3 separate regions of the Homo sapiens genome follow, and all the other regions are linked to region 2. The links are chromatin contacts, found by Hi-C or POLR2A ChIA-PET in ENCODE. All regions are on one chromosome and are shown on one strand. The core of a region is the stretch at or near the end of the contact, and the rest is flanking DNA. Distances in the headings are between cores, read along the strand shown.

Region 1 (3,882 bases), core at 1,019-3,518, 54 kb before region 2:
TACAAAATTAGTATTGAGGGATGTATTAGCTTGGGCTTCCCTAATAAAATACCACAGACTGAGTGGCCTAAACAACAGAAATGCATTTTCTCACATTTCTGGAGGCTAGAAGTCCTGATCAAGGTGCCAGAAATTTGGTTTCTTTGGGAATTCTCGTCCTAACTTGTAAATGGCTGGCTTCTTGTTGTGTCCTTAAATGATCTTTCCAATGTGCACACACACACACAGGAGAGGGGGAGAAAGAGAGAGGAGAGAGAGAGAAGAGAGAGGAGATAGAGAGAGAGCAAGAGTGAGCACACTCCCTGGTATCTCTTCTTTAAAGGCCACTAATCCTATTGGATCAGGGCAGCACTCTTATTACATAATTTAACCTTAATTATTTACATATGTATTGGGGTGGGGGGTACAAATATTCAGTCCAGGATATTCCACCCCTAGCACTTCCAGAATTCATGTCCTTCTCAAATGCAAAATTCCTTCATTTCATCCCAACAACCTCCAAAGTCTTAACTAATTTCAGCATCAACTCATCAACTCTAAAGTCTAAAGCCCAAAGTTTCATATAAATATGATTTAAATCAGATATAGTTGAGACTCAAGGTGAAATCATGCTGAGGCAAATTCTTATCCAGTTGTGAACCTGTCAAACAAGACAAGTTTATGTGTGTCAAAAATGCAATGAAGAAACAGGCACAGGATAGACATTCCCATTTCAAAAGAGAGAGATAGAAAGAAGGGAGGGATGATTGGTCCCAAGGAAGGTGAAGACCTATCAAGGCAAGTTACACTAAATCTTAAGGCTCAGGAACAATCCTCTTTGGCTCAATGTACTGCCTTCTGAACCCACTGGGCTCTACCTTACCTTCTGGACCCAATGGAAAATTGCTCCTGCCTCTCAGACCCACTGGGGCAATGGTCCCACCCCTGAATGTATGCCAGGTGGTTCCAACCCCAAGCTACTAGGTGGCATTGCTCCCAAGGCTCCAGGTGATGCGGCCTGGCCAGTGAAACTGTGGTAGTGGCCCTAGCCTTTGAAAATGAGGTAGAGGCAGTTTTGACCCATGATCCCATGGTGGAAGTGGTAGCCCTGATAATCTCTGGCTCACCTTCAGGTCATTCTTCCCTTTTCTTGCAGGATGAAGCATGTTCACAACCAAACAGCTCTACTGTTTAACACTGTCCCCTTTGGTCCATACTGACAGTGTCTCTGCCAGTATAATCTCATCTCTATCCCTGGCTTCTGCTGAGATGGCTCATTAACATCATGGATAACCTCTTTATGGAGCGATTGTCCAACCACATCTTTGTTGTTCTCTCCAGAATGTTTCCTCATTTTTCATAACATACAAATGCTGAGAAATTTCCAAATTTTTAAGTTCTGGTTTCCTTTTGCTTACCACTTCTTTCAATTTATCTTTCTTCTCTCACATTTTACTGTAAACACTAAGTAGAAACTAAGCTGCTCTTTCAACACTTTGTTTAGAAAATTCCTCAGCTAAATATCCAACTTAGTTGCTTGCAACTAAGTTGCATTCCACTAGAACACAATTCAGCGAAGTTCTTTGTCACTTTATAAGAGGAATCATCTTTCCTCCAATTTCCAATAACTTGTTCCCCATTTCTGTCTGAGACCACCAGAATGGCACCAGAATGGTATAGGTATTGTCCATACCTATACCAACATTCTGTTCATGATTATTCACTTATTTTCTAAGAAGATGGAGGCTTTCTCTTCAATTCTCTTCTTACCTTTCTGAGCCCTCACCAGAATCATCGTTAACATCCATATTTCTATCAACAGTCCCTTCACAGTAATCTAATGTTTTACTAGCATGGTCCTCAAAACTCCTTCAACCACCCCATCTCCACCAAAATCTATATTAGTCAGAGTTTTCCAGAGTAACAGATCCTGTGTGTGTGTGTGTATGTATGTGTGTGTGTGTATGTGTATGATTTCTTATAAGAAATTGACTCACATGATTATAGTGGCTGACAAGTCCCAAGATCTTCAGCTGACAAGCTGGAGACCCAAGACAGCTGATGGTATAGTTCTATTATAGTCCAAAGGCCAGTAAGTTCATGACGCAGGAAGAACCAATGATTCAATTTTAATCTGAAGGCAGGAAGAAAGCTGTTATCCCAGCTGAAGCAGTCAGGCAAGAGGAATTCCCTCTTCCTTGTAAAAGGGTCAGCCTTCTTTCTATTCAGGCTTTCAACTGATTGCATGGGGTCCACCCACACTGAATAAAGCAATCTGCTTTACTCAGTCTACTGTTAGTTTACTAAGTCAAATGGTAATCTCATCAAAAAGCACACTCAGAGACACACTCAGAATAATGTTTGAGCAAATATCCAGGCACCCTGTGGCCCAGTCAGGTTGACTCATATAATTGACAATCACAAGGGACATAAAAGAGGAAATGAATAAATGGAGAGACATATCATGTTCACATATTAGAGAACTCATTATGATACATTTGTTGACTTTTCCCTCAGAAGAATATGAAAAAGTAAGCTATGTTTAATCAAAATCTCAAAAAGCGTTTCTACAAAACTTGACAAGTTCATCTTAAAATTAATATTAAAGAACTATGGACAAGTATATTTGACATGACTAAGAAGAAAGCCAAATAGAGGATTTGACCTGTTAGGAAGTGAGACTTATAGTACAGCTAGAGTAACTAAGGTTGTGTGGCACTTAATTACAGGGAGATTCAGTGGATAGTAAAAGAAACAAACCTATGTGTATGTGAAATTTTGAAAACTGACAAGATGCACTGCAGTTAATGAGATTACTTAATACCGAAAAAAACTAGAATTAGAGATGTACTTCATATTAGCATTAGAGGTCTATTATCATTACAGACAAATTTCAGGGATTAAATAACTAAATGCATAAAGGAAATGTTTAAAATTTTCAAAATAGTAGAAGAATATCTTTATAATCTCAGACTACAGAAGTACTTCTTAGACAAGAAATATGTATATATGAAAAAGTATAAACCATGAGTAAAATCATTCATAAATATTAACTTGCACAAACAAAAAAGACCTCACAAACAAAGTGCAAATAAAAACCACAGCAAGGGAGATTTTGCAATACAGATAATTGACGAAGGATTTATCCAGACTATATAAAGAATTACAAATCAATACAGAAAAGACAATTCAATTGAAAAGTTAGTGAACACAATGAGCAGCAATTTAGTGAAGAGGACACTTGAATATGAAAATATGGTCACCCTCACTAGAAAGCAGAAAATTACTCAATAAAACCATAAAAAGATACCATCCACTTCATAAGCATTAGATTGAAAAAGTATTTAAAATCTTCAATAGCAGGTGTTAGTAAGAATATAGAATAGTGAGCCTTTAAACACTGCTTACACATTTCTAGAATAAATTTAATTTGGTGTAACATGCTCTTAAAAGCCAAATATGCTCATAACTCTGACCTCACAATTTTACTTTGCTGTACACACTCTGGAGAAACTCTGTTATACATGCACAAAGAAACCTATACAAAATGTTTCCTGCAGTGCTGTTTTCAGTAGCAAAATGTGAGAAATAAACTAAATGTCCATCAACAGGTAAAGGATAAACATAGCATATTATTCAGCTACAATGGAGTATTGTAGTTGAATATTAGCATATCTATGTATTAACATGAATAAATATAATAAATAGTAGTTGAACAAGGATATTGCTAAATGGTACTCCAGTTTTGTGGCACTTATATAAATTTTGAAAAATACACAACAATATATAATTTAAATGGATCCACATATATGCAGTAAAGCATAAAAATATGCATGGAAATGATAAACACACAATTTACAATAGTAATTCCCCCTGAGGATGAAGAAGGTCACAATTGTATCT
Region 2 (4,196 bases), core at 870-3,369:
TTTGCTTTCCTCTTCTCTCAAGCTATGCTAATCCTAAAGGAGCCAGAAAGAAATGCTAGAAAAATATACTAGAATGGGGGTTAACCAAGAGGCTGCAGATGTTTGATTTAGCAGTAGGCACAGGTCCCACCCGTTACAGTCCTGCCTCCTTGCTGCAGGAGGGATGTAGTCCACAGGCTCACTGACTTTTGAAGGCTGCTGAACTTGTAACAATGGGGTGCCCAGATGCATGCCATGAGACACGTGCTGTTTACCAGGGATAAGCAGGGACCTTTGCCTTCCTCTCCTCTGCTGCTGTTGTTATACTGAGACTTGTCCAAGAAAAGCCTCCGCGTGAAGTCATCAGAAAATATGTAGAAGCAATTTGGGATGCTGACTGCCTGGCTGACTTTATCACAGATCAAAGCAGCTTTCCCATCAAAGATCAGTAATCAGTCTTAACACAAGTGGAGGGATCAGGCATCCTTAACACTTCATTTAAAATAAATGCTCGCCCATGAATATGGGAATATACAGGCAGAAACGCCAGCCAGGCTCAGGTTTATCCATCTGGCCAGGGGCTCCCACCCTCTATCTCCACAGCTTGCAATCATGCCTGACTCTCCTGCCATCTCCTTCACAACAAACCATTCTCTGCCCTCATTCAGAAGCACTAATGGCAAATCCCCACTCCATGAACCTCCAGACCTATATATCTGCCTCTGTCCTCTGGAAAAATGTGTATGTCAGTATTTGATCAAGGATATGTTTTACACATATACTTAGTATTGAGTTCTAGACTAGTTTTAATCCCATATCTCCCATTGATGATGATGTTGATGACGGTTAACATTTATTGGACATTTATGTACTTGTAGCTGGCATTGTGCTGTGCATTGCACACATGGTAGCATGTCTAATCCTCCTAATGACTCTATGAGGTAGATCACTCTATTTTTACAAATGTAATATCTGAGGTTTATGAAGATTAACTTAATAAAATTCACACAAGATGTGAAGGTGCTGGGGCTCAAACCAAGGTGAGCTATCTCCAGAATCTGTGTTCTTCCCATCAGGTTATGATGTAATTTCAAATTTTGGAGTATTTTGGTTTGGGTTTTTTTTTTTCTTGTTTGTTTAAGAGCTCGAAAAACTTAGAAACTGCCTATTCAACAATCCATTCTAGAGATGAGGAAATTGAGGGCTGGGGAACCGCCTTTTCCAAAGTCATGTGAGAGCCAGTGGTTAAGCCTGGGCTACAACCCAATCACTTAATTTCCATAAAATACTTTTATACCAGGAAACCTCTCTAGATGTAATCCTTGGCTGCATTCTGGAATAAGGAGAAAGAAGGGTAGGGAAGCCTCATTAACTCCCTTGGGCTGAGCAGGCTCTTCCAATGAAAGTCAAGAAGGAACAAGGCAGACTGCCTCTGCTTTGATTCACAACTTAACCAGTATCCAGCATTTAGAAAACAGGCCGGTGTTCCTACAGGAGGATTGGCTGATACACACCACACTCTGACATTTACAGAGAAGCTGAATAGGGTTGTAGTTAGGAGCTGCACTCTTGAGTTGTAGCAACCTGAGTATAAATTCCTACCCTATGCACTCTTATGAGGTCTGCCATTTTGGATAACCTTTCTCATCCTCAGTTTCCTCATCTGTAAAATGGGCATAATAAGAGCACCTATCTCAAAAACTTCTTATAAAGTTTCAAAGATCATGTACTCAGATCCTACCTAGTCCATAGTAAGGGCTCATACGATTTTATCTATCTATCATTAATATAATTGCTACTCTCTTCTCCACTGGCCTGTCTCTGCATGACCTATGCCAATAACACGGCAAGACAAAGCTGCAGAAAGTAACAAATGTTTCAAATCTATCTGTCAGGAACTTGGCCTTTGACTCTAATTCTCAGATTGCACGGTGACAATTAAATACCTTTCCCCCATGGCTATAGAGAAGCACAATTACTTTATATTTTTCACTCTGGTAACCAGGCAACTGACAGTCTTTTCACACAATGAAACTGCTCAAAACACCTCACTCTGATTCATTTGAGCATGCGGCAGGTTGGGCAGCTGAGTCATCTGTACTTCCTGAGAGGTACAATTAGGGACCATGGTTTTGAGAAGAGCCATTAATCGTTCCCCAGGTATTAGCTGAGCTGAGAACAGATACAGAGTCACCAGTGCAGATGAACTCTATGCTGACTCAGGTCCAGGATCCGAGATTTCAGGAGGTCAGGTGTTGTTGAGAATAGTGACTGAACTAGACTTCAAAAGGCCAGCTCTGGGCTCGACTCTGCCCCTAAGATCCGTGTGATCTTAGATGCATCGTTTAATGGCCTGGATCTCTGCTTCCTCAGCTGTAAAATGAGGGTATTAGAGCAGAGAGCCCCTCAATGGGCCCTTAGCACTGAAGGTCTTTGATTACCTAAGAAAGGCTAGTTGTATGAGAAAAATTTATTATATGATGCCCTTCAGATTTAAAAGAGAATTTTGATGAATCTATCATAAAGAAAGCTGTGAGTTTTAGCTAGTGAGCTGGGGCTTCCAAGCAAGTTTCTCACGAGGTTAAGGAAGTTAGATCTTCCCATTCAGCATATCGCTTTCTCTTCCAAGGGTGAGTTCTACTTCCCTGGACCACCAGCCCAGCAAAACTGACCATCTCATGCTCACTGAGAGCTCAGTAAAAATGTTTGGTCCAGTCACGGTGGCTCACATCTGTAATCCCAGTACTTTGGGAGGCTGAGTTGGGTGGATCACTTGAGGTCAGGAGTTCGAGACCAGCCTGGCTAACATGGTGAAACCCCGTCTCTACTAAAAATATAAAATTAGCCGGGCACGGTGGACAGCTAATTGTACCCTCTGGATTTTTTTTTCTTCCATGGAAGTCAGTTTGAAGAGCAACATGAAGAGCAAAGGGAGCATTAGGCAAGGCACGGGCATTTCAAGTACATTCAAATGACAAAGTGTATTTGGGAAGCATCTACAGCACAGAGGGTAAGCATTTGTGGGAGATGATTTTTGGGAGCTGCCACAGGGGCCCAGACAGGCTGCCCTCCCACTTTCCCTTTCAGACAGGCTGCCCTCCCACTTTCCATTTCTGTTTTCTCTCCTTTGCTTCACATCTCACTCCAGATGCCCTCTCTTTTCTAAGATGCTCTTGTAATAATCCCTGTCCCTGCTACATTCCCCATCGAGATGAACTCTTGTAAGAATCATTGTATATTTGGATTGTTAACAATGGTGCTATGGTTTGGATATAGTGTGTTTGTCTCACCAAAACTCATGTTGAAATTTGATCCCCAGTGTGATGGCATTGAGAACTGGGCTTAGTGAAAAGTGTTTGGGTCATAGGACAGACCCCTCATGAATGGTTTGGTGCTATTCTCGAGGTAGTGAGTGAGTTCTCTCTTTTGCAAGACTGCATTAGTTCTCATGGGAACAGATTAGTTCCTAAGAGAGTGGGTTGTTACAGAGCCAGGACACCCCTCAATATTTCCACCCTTGACATGTGTCCACTTCCCCGTCGACCTTCTCTGAGATGATGTGATGCAGCAAGAAAGGCCTTGCCAAAAGTCAGGGCCACGCTCTTGAACTTCCCTGCCTGCAAGATTATGAGCTACATAAACCTCTTTATAAGTTACCCAGCTTGAGGTGTTCTTAATACCAACACAGAAATGGACTAAGACAGATGGGTTCCTTTACCAGATAAAATAGCATTCACTTATTGTATTTATTTAGTGTGATGGGGCAAACAGATCTCAAAATAAATGAACAGAGGGGGTGTCCCTCCTGCCCTTTGCCCACCAATCCCACCCTCTCACATTCTTGTCCAGAGAGCACCACGGCCGTCTGGGATTGGAAGGTTGCTCACCATCGTGTGGGTTGGGTGTCTGCTTCTATTCTCCAACTGACCTTACAAATTCCTGCATTTACTCGCCACAATGTTCCCATTTCTTATCAATGCAATGGAGGCTTGAGCAATTATCCATTAAATATTTCAAGAGAAGTTCTTTTTCTTTGTGTTAGGAAAATTCACAGGCTTATGTTTTCATTTTGTTTTATTCAACTTGATTTTGGGGTATTTCATAAAAATATGTAATATGCAGGTAATAATATAAAATTAAATAAACAGGCAAAATAATGATGATGCTGATGATGATGATGAAAAGTAGCTGGAGGCAAAACTTAGTCCTCTAAATGC
Region 3 (4,360 bases), core at 1,389-3,888, 48 kb after region 2:
CAAACCACTGAGATTGACATGGAAATCCCTCCTGGGAGTCCCAGCAAGATCAAAGATGGGGCTGGAGGAAGAACAAACTTTGATAATGCCCACTAAGACTTCTCTTTTTTTGGCTCTCAGCCTTGAGGATAAATCATCTTGCTACACATTCACACATTCTCTCTCTCTCTCTCTCTCTCTCTCTCCCTCTCTCCCTCTCTCCCTCTCTCCCTCTCTCTCTCTCCCCTCCCTCTTACCGTTCCAGGGAGTATGGACACATGCCCTGTGGGATGCTTGATAAAATTCAGATCATCCTGGTTCCCACATGAGGTGCAAGCAAGTCTATCATAGAAATGCCTTACCTAATTTTCCACCTGTTTCCAGCCTCTTTTTTTTTTAAATAATTTTTCCTAATTATCTAGCCTTGTGGTTTAACTGTAGTGGTACCCATTTGAGCCCTTCACTTGGGAAGACACTGACCTCAATTACAAACCACTGAGATTGACATGGAAATCCCTCCTGGGAGTCCCAGCAGGATCAAAGATGGGGCTGGAGGAAGAACAAACTTTGATAATGCCCACTAAGACTTCTCTTTTTTTGGCTCTCAGCCTTGAGAATAAATCATCTTGCTACACGTTCACACATTCTCTCTCTCCTCTCTCTTCTCTCTCTCTCTCTCTCTCCTCCCTCTTACTGTCCCAGGGAGTATGGACACATGTCCTGTGGGATGCTTGATAAAATTCAGATCATCCTGGTTCCCATATGAGGTGCAAGCAAGTCTATCATAGAAACGCCTGTTTCCAGCCCTGTTTTTTAGATAATTTTTCCTAATTATCTAGCCTTGTGGTTTAACTGTAGTGGTACCCATTTGAGCCCTTCGCTTGAGAAGACGCTGACCTCAATGCAAAGCACTGAGACTGACATGGAAATCCCTCCTGGGAGTCCCAGCAGGATCGAAGATGGGGCTGGAGGAAGAACAAACTTTGATAATGCCCACTAAGACTTCTCTTTTTTTGGCTCTCAGCCTTAAGAATAAATCATCTTGCTACACATTCACACATTCTCTTTCTTCCTCTCTCTCTCTCTCTCTCTCCTCCCTCTTACTGTTTCAGGGAGTATGGACATATGCCCTGTGGGAGTATGGACATATGCCCTATGTGGCATAGATTTTTAGGATTATATATCAGAAATCAGAAGTTGGTGAATCTCAAGTAGCCTTGAGCCCACAGAAGTATTCTTTTTAGCCCAGTGGGTTTTTTAAACTAGCTTTTAAAAACTTGAATTAGTTGCAAATATTAAAATTTAGGAGTTTTTACCCAGAAATCCTAATTTTAAGTTTCTCTTGAAAAAGTCCAAGATCTATCCATGGTAACAGATGGCAGAAGCAGGTGACCCACTGCTCCCAAATGACCCACTTCAGTCATTTATTTTACTTGCTTATCTATCAATGACATTTGAATATTTTGCCCAAAATTTAATCCAGCTCTCCCATTTCACAGATGGTAAAATTGAGACCAGAAGGGATGAGTGACATTCCTGGGTCACACACACATTCCTAGGTGACATTCCTGTCTGCCAGGCAGTGGCAGAAATGACTAGAACACAGGTTCTCCTGCTCTGTTTCCTCAGTCATCTTCACCATTTACACATGAACTTGCACTTCTAAATGCAGTGCCCATTTCACCTCAGGTGCACGCACAGTCAGTTCAGTGGTTACCATTGTCCAACACACGTTTCTCCTCCATGAAGGGCCTCAGAGCAGTGCTTTCCAAATTCTCAACATCCACTGACCATAACAAGCATTGGCACGTACACCACTGGTCTTACATAAATCGTCTTTAAAAGTTCATCCAAAAAATTTAAATAAGAAAATTTAAATAAGAAAAAAATTTAATAAGAAAACATTATAAATGACAATAGTAATTGTTTCACAGCAATGGGATAATTTGCAACTGTTCACAAGTATATCTGGTTCCAAGACAGAGAGCTTGGATTATATTCATTCGATATCTTTTCTTAATTTTTATTTGTATTCTATTAGTAAGTCCAAACAAAATTATAGGCCATTTGAAACATGAGCCAGTGTTGGCTGGCTTTGTCTGAGTTCTGGATATTCAGATGAAACATGTATCCTGAATTTGTGGGGAGATAAAAGAATCTTGTTGAAGAAATCTTTGCTTCAGTAGATGCTACATCAACAGCATCTTCAGTGCCCTTCAAGTGCTAAAGCTTGAGCAGTTGTACACCGTGACTGCTCCAGCACTCTTTTCCGCACTGGGCTCTGTCAAGTATTTCTTCCTGGTCAGTTGCAGTATTTGTACAGTCAAAAATTTCTTACTTCAACTATTAAAGAAAACCAGTGACTACTGGGAAAGAATCAAATATTTAGCAATCAAATTGTATGTACCAGCTTGGTCTCTTTAAGAAGTTCTGAAAGTCTATCTTCCACTTTAAAAGTTATCATAGTTTGGCCCCAAAGTGGTAGCTTTTGGCTATTTAAAACATTGAATGTATCTGTATTAGTCTGTTCTCACTGTGCTAATAAAGACATACCTGAGATTGCTGAGGTTTAATTGACTCACAGTCACACATGGCTGGGGAGGCCTCACAATCATGGTCGAAGGTGAATGAGAAGCAAAGTCACATCTTATGTGGCAGCAGGCCAGAGAGCCTGTGCAGGGGAACTCCTGTTTATAAAACCATCAGATCTCGTGAGACTTACTCATTACCACAAGAACAGTATGGGGGAAACCGCCCCCATGATTCAATTATCTCCACCTGGCTCTGCCTTTGACACATGGGGATTATTATAACTCAAGATGAGATCTGGGTGAGGACACAGCCAAACTGTATCAACATCCCTGAGATATGTGACCTGAACAATTTGCTCAAAATCATAGGAACCTTTTCCAGATGCTGTGGATACCATGAAGAAACATTTCATTTCATCCCCATTACAGAACATCTTTCCTTCAATAACCAGACACATCCTTGTGGAAGAACAGTTTTGTACTTGCAGCTTATTGCTTCTTAAAAATCCTCTGAAAAGAAGTACACTTATTGTTATAATGTTGCTGAATTAATAATTTCCACTATTTCCTTAGTGCTGAATTACAATTGGAGGCATACTGGGGACTTCCAACTGTGCTCTGTAAGTGAGGCTGCATGCCGCCTGGCCTTCAGGAGCAAAGGCTTTTATTCAAATAGCAGTGCCCTTTCTGCTTGTACATTTCACTGGTGCTCCATCAATATTGATTTTGAATCACCTTTTCTGGTTGACGTCAGGGCTCACAACATGATCACTAACCGAATGAAAATTCTCTTCTCCTTGTATGGATTTTCAATTATGAACAGAACAACAAAAATCCACCAAGCCTTAGCCTCTCATATATGCTCACAGGTATACTAATTCACACTTTGCACACCAGTGGTTTCATCCAAGTGCAAAACAAAATACCTCCTAGGATGCACAACCAATAGCAATTGTTCTTCCAATTATATGCTACAGATATCATGCAGGTTCCATCGGTGTCATTTAACTAAGGAATGTTGCCATGGTCCCTTCCGTCCCCTCTACAATCGTAAGAGCATCGTTTATCATTAACTTTGCAGCTGGTTTTACAAGCTTCTTGGCAATAGACTTGTACCAGTTTCTGCAACAAGCAGGGCACTTTAAATTCTTCTATAGCTTTTTGTTTCTCCTCTGCTGTTAGCAACAAAATCCAACCCTTTCATACCAGAAACATTTATCCTGTGTTCCTCTAGAAATACCTGGTTTACTAGAAGTCAGTGTGCTTTCTATGAAACTGACCAAAACAGGCTTTGGATGTCTGCCTCAGCCAATGGGTAAAAACACAGTCAATCCAGAGGTACCGGAACTCCCGAGCTGCACCTTCGATGGATATGAGCTGCAGTTGTCACACCCTCTACTAGATGTAGAAGCTTTGACCCAGAAACTAAAACTAAACTGAAAACTAAAATGACTAGAAAATATTGAGAATTGTATGCATATACAAGCACTACACATCAAAACTTGGAATACAATTAAACTGGTACTGACAGCCTTATATACATATATATATTAAACCATAAAATTTAGAAATAAATGAAGCAAGTGTTCAACTGAGAAGGCTTTAAAACATTACAGCTAGCAGTCTATTTTATTACTTTTTTCAAAAAAACAACTCCTGGATTTGTTGATCTACTGGATGTTTTTTTGTGTCTCAATCTCCTTCAGTTCAGCTCTGATTTTGGTTATTTCTTATCTTCTGCTAGCTTTCAGGTTGGTTTTCTTTTGGCTTTCTAGTTCTTTTAGTTATGAGGTTAGGTTGTTAAATTGAGATCTTTCTAGCTTTTGGATAGGGCATTTAGTGCTATAAAT

The links. Hi-C counts contacts between places; a loop is a spot of excess contacts on that map. ChIA-PET counts read pairs that join two places held with the same protein, here RNA polymerase II (POLR2A). Pooled maps may share reads with other maps.
Region 1: a map of PC-3 shows a loop between it and region 2 (5-fold over the local background). The contact joins two enhancer-like sites. A Hi-C loop is called at or near these places in 2 of 168 maps with a recorded cell type or tissue (PC-3 and transverse colon), 1 of 37 single-sample maps with no recorded cell type and 1 of 50 pooled maps.
Region 3: a pooled map shows a loop between it and region 2 (2.1-fold over the local background). The contact joins two enhancer-like sites. A Hi-C loop is called at or near these places in 1 of 50 pooled maps. POLR2A ChIA-PET finds 5 or more read pairs at or near these places in 2 of 52 experiments (H1 and OCI-LY7).

The regions. Positions count from the first base shown.
Region 1 is chr1:234,045,742-234,049,623 of GRCh38, reverse strand. The region is part of intron 2 of SLC35F3 (solute carrier family 35 member F3); the gene reads right to left. Among named protein-coding and RNA genes, the nearest start is that of SLC35F3, 140 kb to the right of the region's middle. Within about 2 kb of position 2,268, at least 2 of the 41 ENCODE cell types and tissues checked have a DNase peak (open chromatin) inside an H3K27ac peak, as active enhancers do; they include PC-3, where a contact is called at or near this core.
Region 2 is chr1:233,991,759-233,995,954 of GRCh38, reverse strand. All of the region lies in intron 2 of SLC35F3 (solute carrier family 35 member F3), which reads right to left. Among named protein-coding and RNA genes, the nearest start is that of SLC35F3, 89 kb to the right of the region's middle. Within about 2 kb of position 2,119, at least 4 of the 41 ENCODE cell types and tissues checked have a DNase peak (open chromatin) inside an H3K27ac peak, as active enhancers do; they include PC-3, where a contact is called at or near this core.
Region 3 is chr1:233,944,054-233,948,413 of GRCh38, reverse strand. All of the region lies in intron 2 of SLC35F3 (solute carrier family 35 member F3), which reads right to left. Among named protein-coding and RNA genes, the nearest start is that of SLC35F3, 42 kb to the right of the region's middle. Within about 2 kb of position 2,638, at least 2 of the 41 ENCODE cell types and tissues checked have a DNase peak (open chromatin) inside an H3K27ac peak, as active enhancers do.